2 separate regions of the Mus musculus genome follow, and region 2 is linked to region 1. Evidence: chromatin loops called from intact Hi-C (ENCODE). Cell type or tissue: gastrocnemius. All regions are shown on one strand.

Region 1 (5,000 bases):
AGAGCCCAGGGCCACCAGTCACACTGGGCAGGGCCCTCCCTTGTTGATCACCAATTAAGAAAATGCCTTACAGCCAGATCTTATGAAGAAGGCATTTTCTCGATTGTAGTATCCTCGTTTCAGACAACTGGCTCATGTCAAGTTGACATAAAACTAATCGGGACATGTGATGGATACATTCTGAAAGAGAGGGCGGAGAACCCCAAACACCACATTCTGTAAGAGCCGCTTAGCAGAGGCTTGGATGCACACCTTAGGGACAGAGGAATAGGTAACAAGAAACGGTGTCACAGGACGGCTGTTCTGTCCTTCTCAGGGACCTGTGACAGTTGGTTTGCTGCAGCCTCCATACAGGGAGGGGCAGGAGGGAAATATGTCTGTGAGTGTGGAGTCCTGACATTCCTTCTGCCCATCCACCCTCAATAAAGCACCCGGGACGCCATCTTGGCTGGATGGGGTGCCTGGGGTCGACAGCTAGCAAGTCCTTTGTGTTCTGCCTGCAGGTGTGTCTGTGTGAGGGTGTCAGATCTCCTGCCCCTGGAATTACTGACAGTTGTGAGCGGCACATGGATGATGGGAATTGAACCCAGGTCCTTTGGCAGAGCAGTTAGAGATCTTAACTGATGGACCTTCTCTCCAGCACCCCCTTTGTCCTCTCCTTTGACTTGACCTGTTCTCTAGGTAAGCTGTTAGGTGTTTTTGCTTTTGTTCCTCCCATAGCTGTGCTCCCTGCCCCCGCATCCCCACTGTACCCTTTCGACTTTCCAGTCCTCCATACTTGGTCCTAACTCCAGGGGTTGTAGTGCTAGGTCTTCATGTCCGCAGCTGGCACTGAAAGAGTTGGGGAAAGCATGGGAGATTTTCAGATTTGCCAGAACGGAGCTGGCAGTGGCCATTAGGGATTGGGATCAGGAAATGGGTGCAGTTGTCTAGAAGTAGCTGGCAAGGAAGCAGGGATGGGGAGGGGGTGGGGGTGGGCAGTGCTTCACAGATGACAGACAGAGCCTGGTCTCCTGTGAGGGTGAGGCTAAGTCAGCTATCATCATATCAATACAATGCCTTCCAATCACAGGTTCAAGAGAATGCTGCAGTCTCCCACCTCCAGCAGGACTGAGGTTCCATTGACCCGGAGGACACCTTTGTTCTTTGTTCCCACCCTGGAGCAGACCGTGATGGATGACGTACAGAACTCTTTCTCCCTAGCCTCCTTAGGGTCCCCAGCCCCACCCTACTGAAGGAAGCATTCAGGGTGCCCCCACCCCCAAATCCACTTCTGCCTTCTCCCTGCCTCGATCCATCTGAAGTCTCTCCCATCGTCACCTGGTTCCTTGTCATTTTCTCCCACAACAGTATCTCCCCTAATAAAAGCCATCCTGTTAGGTTCCTATTAGAGCCTTCCTCTGAGATCCAGCCCGACACAGTCACACGGTAAGAGGGGCTTCTGAAGCCAACTGATGACCCCCACTCTGTGATCCAATCATGCGCACATGCTGGGTAACAGGATCTGGCTTCATGGCGTCTCCCCAATTCTGATGCAGTACGCTTTGCTTTGCTTTTTACCAGTAGCACGCAGAGAGAAATTTCACTTAGAGTGTGGTAGGAGTTGAGAGAAAGCTAACTTGTGCTTTTAGGAAGGGATGAGCCGTCCCTGCCTCCCCCGACCCTGAGTACAGCATAAGAAACTCACAGTCCAGGGCCTTCACTAAGGGACCCTGGGTATTCGCCCACCAAAGCCCTGGTTCTCAACCGTCCTAATGCAGCGACACTTTAACGCAGTTCTTCATGTTGTGGTGACCCATATTTTTGTTGCTACTTCACAACTGTAATTTTGGTGCTGTTATGAACCATAATGTAAACACCTGACATTCAGAATATCTAATTAGATAGAACCTAGGCGTGGGGGTCGCGACCCACAGGTTGAGAATCAGTGAAGGCACCTGCTCAGTGCTCTCTTAAGCACCTCCATGACCCCCGAGACCACCCAGAAGCAACCAGGCACAAAATTTAGTTTCTGTTTACTTCTAAACCTTTCTCCAGCTGACCTCCAAGCAGTCTCAAGGCAACATGGGTTTTTTTGTTTTTTTGTTTTTGTTTTTTTTTTGGGGAGGGGGGGTAACAGGGTGGGGTTTAGAGTGGGAATACGTCCAGAAATTGTAAACTTAACCCACTCTTAACATAATGACTTTCCTACTTCTAAAGATTGTACTAAAACCCTAAATTTCTTTTTACTAGAAAAAGGCTCAGAGTATTTTCTGGAATTCCAAATATTTTCACGAGCCAGTTTACTTAGGACAGATACTGGAACAGTTGTCTTTCTTTGGCTATTTTCAAACTCTAATAAATACAAGAGGATTCCCAACTCCCACACTAACTGAAGATGCATCTTCAACTCGGCGATATGGAGAAGATGGCAACACAAGCTACAACTCTCAGTCCCCAAAAGTTTTGTCGAAAGTGATTAGAAAAAAATATCTTACTTTAGAAGAGTGAGTCCACACAGTCCTCCAGATTCCTTCAGGAGACAAACTTCAGATCTCTGCGCAGGAGAAGTCACATGCTGATTAATGCACGCTGGGAGGTGGAGTTCAGGTCCCCTCCGAGTCCTTTTGCTAATGCCTGTTAAGTAAGCTTTTAAGAAGTGTTTGCCACAGCCGTGCACTTTAGATGTGTCCATGCTGCCATCTAGTGATCAGAACGTGGAACTGTGAACGCCAAACAAAGGCCTGTCTTTTGTTTGTGCAAGTTACTTAGCAGGCCAGATCCAATGGCCAGGAAGGTGGAAGGCTGCTGGAAAACACACAAGGGACCCGAGGCACTAAATACTCTGGTCTTCCTAGCTCTTAACCCAGATTGCTTTGAGCGGGGAAAAGAAAACTTCCTTGGGGCTAAAGTCTTGTTTCTGACGTTAATCCCTCAGCTGCAGAATGCTGGCATCCTGAGTGCACTGGGCCTGAGCCGAGGAGCACACCCAGCTAGGATGGGAATCTTGAAATGAACAGAGCAAAATATCATGCAATCAAGTTGGTTGAAGACTACAGGAGCCACGAGGAAAGGGCTAGGTCTTGGCTGGGTCGGAGACTTGTGAGTTAACCTGGCTAGTGTCACAGTGATCATGGAGGTCATGTGTGAATGTCCTGCATAAATCCAGGGGCTCGACACATTTGGCACACTTTGCCATGGGCTCTGGCACTGCAAAGGCTACAAAACAAAGCTATCAGATTGCGAGCCTCCTTTGTCACCTGGGCTGGCCAGCCATGCAGGTCTGCTGGGGACGCAGGCTGTACTTTCTGAGGGCTTCCTTCTTGAAGAGAAAAGTGATGCCTCCCAGAAGGTTCTGGGTTCTGCTCCTCTTTCTGAGTGGCTCCTAAAGTGTGGGTTTCACAGTCAGTCAGTTGGATGCACGTGGGTTGGACGGAGCAGAGCAAGACAGAGAGCTGGTCCTTTAAGGCAGGCACAGGGTGGCTTCCTGTGCTGCTCAGTGTGTGGGTGCTTTCTGTTCCTCCCTCAAGCTCCTGCCTCAGGCCCTGGCTTCAGTCTCTAGCACGGTATAAAGCCCAGAGTGCTAGCACCGAGCACAAATAGATGTAAGAGCATCACAAAGTTTGCTTAGAACTTCACAGCCAGCCTGGACTACAGAAGACCCTTATTCAGAACAGCTGACCCCCTCAAAGGGGAAAAAAGAGCCCAGTTTAAAAATAAAAAGACATAAATCCTATGTCTCCCTGAAATAGCTGAGTAAGCAGGACCTGTAAACTGGCCAACCTACAGCGTTCTTATATGGAGGAGAAGGAAACAGCGGCTCTGCGTTCTTATATGGAGGAGAAGGAAACAGCGGCTCTGCCAGGGTGGTGAGGAGGGGACATGGTGTGCAGGTGAAGCCCAGCGTCTGCCACACACCTGCAGGATAAACGGCAGCTTATTACAGCAGACACTTCTGTGTGTGCTCCTTGCTCTAATAGACTTGTCTTTCCCTCAACTTGCCAGGGCTTTGAAAGGCGTTTGCTTTTAATGACTATGAGAGTGCTCCAGGATTAACTTCTGTCTCTGTCTCTGCCTCTCTCCCCCAAATAAGGGACCTATCTGTAGTCCCTGTACTTGGGAGGCTGAGGTAGGAGATTAACGAGGACAAAGTAGGTTTCATAGTAAGACCTAATCTCAAAGGAAGAAGATTCACTTTCAGAAGTATGTGGTTTCAATCCTGAACAAAAGCAGGACCCCTGCCCCAAACTCAAACTGTTTTACAAGGAGTTATGACTTAGGATTAACGTAAACATTTAAAATTGTGTATGTGTTTAGGTAAACATGGAAGGCAGAGGGCAGTTGGTATTGTTCTGTGGAAGCTACCCAGCTTGCTTTTTCACACAGGATCTCAATGGCCTGAACTCACCTAGTAGGTTGGGGTGGCAGGAGAGCCAGCCCCAGGGATGAGCTTGTCAGACCTCAGTAGCACTTGACTAGCGTGCCACATGGCACATGCTTGGGTCTTTATGCAGGTGCTGGGGATCAGAAAGTCCTCATGTTTGTGTGACAGTCACTCAACTCACTGAGCCCTTTCTCCAACCCTAAATTGACACTTTAAAGGTAAGAAACAAAGCCTGTCATTTTGTTAACACAAGTTTGTTGTGTAGCAGTTTCCTCTGAGATTGAAACATTCCACCCTGCAAGGAAGCTCCTTAAACAGGAAGGTAAACAATTCAAAGTAGTTCCAGGAAGTCCCTGAAACCGAGCAGATTCACTAGGCACCCTGCCAGAGTGAGCAATAAAAGCCTGAGTCCCTCTCACAAGAGTAGTTAACTCATCAAGACAACACTTAGACAAGCCAAGCTGTGGATAAGACTCAGAAAAGACAAGCTGAAAAGGAGATTCTAAGACCAGACCTGGTGCCTAGAAGAAGCAAAACCTAGCCAAAATACTGGAAGAGGCTTAGACTAGTCACTTGGAAGAGACACCTTCCAGCCTACTGAGTAGCCTGTAGACCATTCAGTGTGTTCCAGGTTCCT
Region 2 (5,000 bases), 220 kb before region 1:
CGCCTAGAAATATTTTCTTATGATAACAGAACACTGCTGAAAGCAATACTTGTAGTTTTCTTTATGGCCACATGAGTAAGGTTAAGGTCATAGTTTTGTATTACCAAAATTAACCTGTAAGCTTCCCCTGCCCAAGGACCAAGTAACCTCCTGGAATGCTGGGAGTTGTAGTTCTTATAACAAAAGCCTCATGGGAAAGTATGGTGGCCTATGGGTTTGTCTTTATAAACCCCTGCAACAGTGTCTCAGGGCCATTCAGCTTGGAAATTCCAGGAATGGCCTTGACCAAAGTCCATCTCTTAGTCAGTACTTAATATTTAATAAAGCTTGCTTCAAATTTGGCCCAAAATGGTGGAATTGGTTTTTCTCCAGAGAATCTCGGGATTGACAGTATCAATGGTTGTATAGCACTAACAACACTGTAGATGGGGGAAACGTGCTTCAATGCCTAAGGCTCTAGGCTCAGATCCTAGTACCATCCCCGTACACACACACACACACACACACACACACACACACACACACACATACACACATACACACACACACAACACACACACACACCACACACACACACACACACACACACCACACACACACACACACACACACACACACACACACATATACACACACACACAAGCACTGTGGTGGCGAGGGAGCCTGTGAAGATAACTTGGTCAGTAAGGTGCTCGCTTGCCATGGAAGCAGAAGAATTTGAGCACAATTTACAGACCAACATAAACGATGGGCACAGGCACAGCAGCACTTGCCGGCAAGCCCAGAACGGGGGAGGCAGAGACAGGAGGACCCTTGCGACTCATTGACCAGTCTAGCAAAATTGGAGAGCTCAAAGTTCAGAGAAACAAAAAGCAAAGTGGACAGTAATTGATTAAATCGCCTGGCATTTCTCCTTTGGCCACACACATACATACACACACGCACACACACATGCACACACACAGAATAACTTCACAAAAAGTACTGCTGATCAATACATCAATACATTCTCCAAGACACTGGGGAAGTCCAGGGCATTTATATAAAATGGGATTTAGGTGACTTCAGTATAACCACTAGAGCAATTATTCCCTAAAACGCAATGTCATGACTGATGAGCAGTGGCCCCATCCTCACATATAAAATGAAAAATAAATTACACAGTCACTTCGATAACACAAAAGTCTAATCTGATTTAACTCTGATTGATATACAACCTAAGCAGACATAAAGCATAAATGAAAATCTTGTCATAATACAGTATATAGCACATAGTATACATAATATAGTATATATAATATACTTTTAAAAAAATTTATTTAATGTAAGTACACTGTAGCTGTCTTCAGATACTCCAGAAGAGGGCATCAGATTTCATTATGGATGGTTGTGAGCCACCACATGGTTGCTGGGATTTGAACTCAGGACCTTTGGAAGAGCAGTCGGCGCTCTTAACCACTGAGCCATCTTGCCAGCCCTATAATATACTATATAGTACATAGTATCTATGGGCATAGTATATATACTATAGTATATATGGACATAGTATATATAGTATATATGGATGTAGTATATTAGTATAGTATATATAAAAATATACATACCTGAGATTAAAGGGGATTTTAAATTCCGTGCTGTAGGTCCAGTTATCTAAGGAAATCCATCTATAGTTCAGGTCATTAAATCTGTAGTAAGGATCCTGTTGGTACAAGATAAACATGGTAGCCAAATATGCTAAAAATAAACAATTGAAATAGGTAACAAACAATGACTATTGATCACCTAAAAATTAATGAACTCTTGGCCTAGGAAAGTCAGACGATTAACACTGAGAATGTGGGCTGTGGATCAGAGGCTGCAGATACGGCCCAGTGGTGGGATATGCAAGGCCCCGAGAACAGTGCCCAGTGCTGTAAAACGACGAGGATGTGGGAGAAAATTCCCAACAGTATGCGTGAAATGAAAGAGCTCTGCGGTACAAATAATACTCATTATCAGAGAACGTGTCCGGAGATAGATACCGGCTCCCTTTGTATTGATTGTTTTTTATTATATATTTGTTTATATGTGTGAGAGTGCTCAGGCATGCACCACCGTGGGTCTCCCTTCTCCCCAGGGCCATCGGCCATCGGCCCACGTGGACGAAGTGGGCAGAGTGGTTGAACAGGGTATTGGATGGCCTGTGAGTACAAAAGAAAATGAAGTCATTCCAGGATCAGTTTTAGGGAGACAGACCAACGTTTTTAGGGGTGAATCAATGGTTAGATAGTTTAGGGGAAAGGAGTAGGAAAATCCAGGATGGACAAAGGTCATTGGCTGAAGGCTAAACTGAGCCGCCTCATTAGCCTAGAGAGGCATCCCAGGAATCTCAGGTGCTTGCCGATCCAGTTCTTATCAGGAGAAAGGAAGCTGAACCTGTAATCTAACCAAAGACATTCCACAGATAGAGGGGAGATGGGGGACCGGGGTGGGGGTTGAACTCTCCGGAGAAGGTCAGAGAAGGAGAAGCCCTGCTGGTAAAGAGAGTCCACCATTTTGTGAGAGCTCAGAAGGCTATCTGGACAATGGTAGACTTTGACCTTAATTAGCAGGGCAACACTCCACAGCACCTATGTGGGTGGTCAGAGGACTCGGTGGGAGAATCAGTTCTGCGTTTCCGTTGTGTGGCGTCCGAGAACTGAACTCAGCCATCAGGCCTGGCAGCAAGCGCCTTCACCCACTGAACGGTCTCCAAGAGACTCTGGCTGCCTCTTTTAAGCCAAACATAGAACCTCCAAAGTCCTGGCAGTAAATAAAATCTGACCGCCCTGGGACACGTTTCCTTTCTCTCCCAGGGCCCAGTTCTTGCTCTTTGCTTCCACTACCCCGGATAGCCTCCAGGGGGCAGCACATCTCCTGCCCTCTACTGCCCAAAGTTCAGCAGAAACTCCCATTCCTTGGAGACCTTAAGCATTTCCAACCTACTTTTCACTACGCTTTCTAAGTGAGCGCTGCTGGGGGCTGAGTAGAGACCACACAGGCAGTAAGTACACTCACTGCCACACTCATAGGATCCAGCTTTCCTGGATTATCCATGTTAGCAAACTGCAGCCCGTGGGCTTGATTCTGTGTGGCAGCCAGTCAAGGGCCAAGCGCTGACAGACTTACTAGGAGTTGTGGATATGGACCAACAGGCAAAGCACTGTTGCAAAGGTCTAAAGATCTCAGTTTGATTCCCCAGCAACATCGTAAAAGCTGAATGGAACAATGCCTGGAAAGTAGCCCAACAGCTAAGAGCACTTGGTTTTTTTTTTTTTTTTCGGGGGACCAGGATATGATTCCCAGCATTCAACTGGTGGCTCACAATCATCTGTAATTCCATTTCCAAGGGATCCAAGGTCCTCTTCCAGCCTCCCTGGGCACTGGGCACACACTAAACACTAATGCAAATAAAATAAAAAAATTAAATCTATCCGTTTTTTTAAAGGACAAGGAGCCAAGCTTTGTAGCCCTCCTGGGCTGTTGACATAGCCGATAGCAAAGTCACAGTGACCCCGACTATAATACAAAGAGGAATGATTTATATAAATCTATTATCCAAGCCAATCAGTTGCTGTAGCACCAATTTTTTCCCTTTGAGACCTATTCCACTGGTGCTAGAGAGAAGACTCAACAGTTAATAGTTTTTGTTTGTTTGTTTTATTTTGTTTTTTGAGACAGGGTTTCTCTGTGTAGCCCTGGCTGTCCTGGAACTCACTCTGTAGACCAGGCTGGCCTTGAACTCGGTTAATAGTTCTTAGTACTCTTGCAGAGGACCCAAGTTTGGTTCCCAGTAGCCACATCAGGCAGCTCACAACCACCTGTATCTCCAGCCCTCTTCTAGCCTCTGTAGGTTCCTGGAGATGGGTGGTACACATAAACTCACACAAACTTAGTCATAGCTAGGAAGAAGGGATCACAAATGAGGAAATGCCTCTATCGGAGAGGCCGTTAGGAAGGTCTGTGGGGTACTGTCTTGATTAATGATTGATGTGGGAGCACTGAGCCCACTGTGGGCGGTGCTATCCCTAGACAGGTGGTCCTGCTTATATGAGAAAGTAGGCTGGGAGAGACACGAGGAGCAAACCAGTTAAGTGGCATTCCTCCTTCTACACTTCTGCTTCAGTTCCAGTAGACTGTGACTCAGGATGTGTGTGCTGACGACTTTATGTCAACTTGACACAAGCTAGAGTCATCTGAAAGGAGGGAACTTCAGCCAGGTGTGGTGCTGTACACCTTTAATCAGAGTACTTGGGAGGCAGATGCCAGTGCACCTCTGAGTTTGAGGCTAGCCTGGTCTACATGAGTCCCAGGGCATCCAGAGATACTAGGTAAGACTGTCTCAAAAAATAAAACAGGGCTGGTGAGATGGCTCAGTGGGTAAGAGCACCCGACTGCTCTTCCGAAGGTCCGGAGTTCAAATCCCAGCAACCACATGGTGGCTCACAACCATCTGTAACAAGATCTGACGCCCTCTTCTGGAGTGTCTGAAGACAGCTACAGTGTACTTACATAAAATAAATAAATAAATCTTAAAAAAAATAAATAAAATAAAATAAAATAAAACAATCCGGGCAGTGGTGGCGCACGCCTTTAATCCCAGCACTTGGGAGGCAGAGGCAGGCAGATTTCTGAGTTTGAGACCAGCCTGGTCTACAGAGTGCGTTCCAGAACAGCCATGACTACAGAGAGAAACCCTGTCTCAAAAAACCAAAAATAAACAAACAAATAAATAAATAAAAATAAAACAAACAAGAAGGAAGGAGTCACAATGGAGAAGACAGCTCTATAAGACTAGGTTGTAAGGCATTTTCTTATTATTTCTTAGTGGTTAGTGGGAGAAGGCCTAACCCATTGTGGGTGGAAATGGGTCAGAGCTGTTGGTCCTGGGTTCTATGATAAAGCAGGCTGAGCAAGGCACGTTGAGCAAGTCAGTCAGCAGCACTTCTCCAAGGCCTCTGATTCAGCTCCGGCTCCAGGTT

Evidence for each region. Hi-C counts contacts between places; a loop is a spot of excess contacts. Peaks named below come from ENCODE experiments on the same cell type or tissue, not always from the same donor. Only the 100,000 strongest peaks of a DNase experiment are listed, where the experiment ranks them.
Region 2: it touches region 1 in a loop (3-fold over the local background); 9 of 42 quality-filtered maps call a loop at or near these places.

What each region holds. Positions count from the first base shown.
Region 1 is chr3:135,278,846-135,283,845 of GRCm38, reverse strand. Bdh2 (3-hydroxybutyrate dehydrogenase, type 2) reads right to left here and starts at 2,625. Exons shown (of 10, transcript NM_001172055.1): 1 at 2,478-2,625. Gm46826 (a long non-coding RNA gene) reads left to right here. Exons shown (of 3, transcript XR_001783991.2): 2 at 504-681; 3 at 1,073-1,414. In gastrocnemius, a CTCF peak has its summit at 2,688 (motif pointing left); a DNase peak (open chromatin) is centred at 2,692; H3K4me3 peaks cover 1,325 bases; H3K27ac peaks cover 1,928 bases.
Region 2 is chr3:135,503,608-135,508,607 of GRCm38, reverse strand. Manba (mannosidase, beta A, lysosomal) reads right to left here. Exons shown (of 17, transcript NM_027288.3): 2 at 1,605-1,699. Among named protein-coding and RNA genes, the nearest start is that of Manba, 20 kb to the right of the region's middle. In gastrocnemius, a CTCF peak has its summit at 2,880 (motif pointing right); a DNase peak (open chromatin) is centred at 2,868; H3K4me3 peaks cover 123 bases; H3K27ac peaks cover 2,155 bases.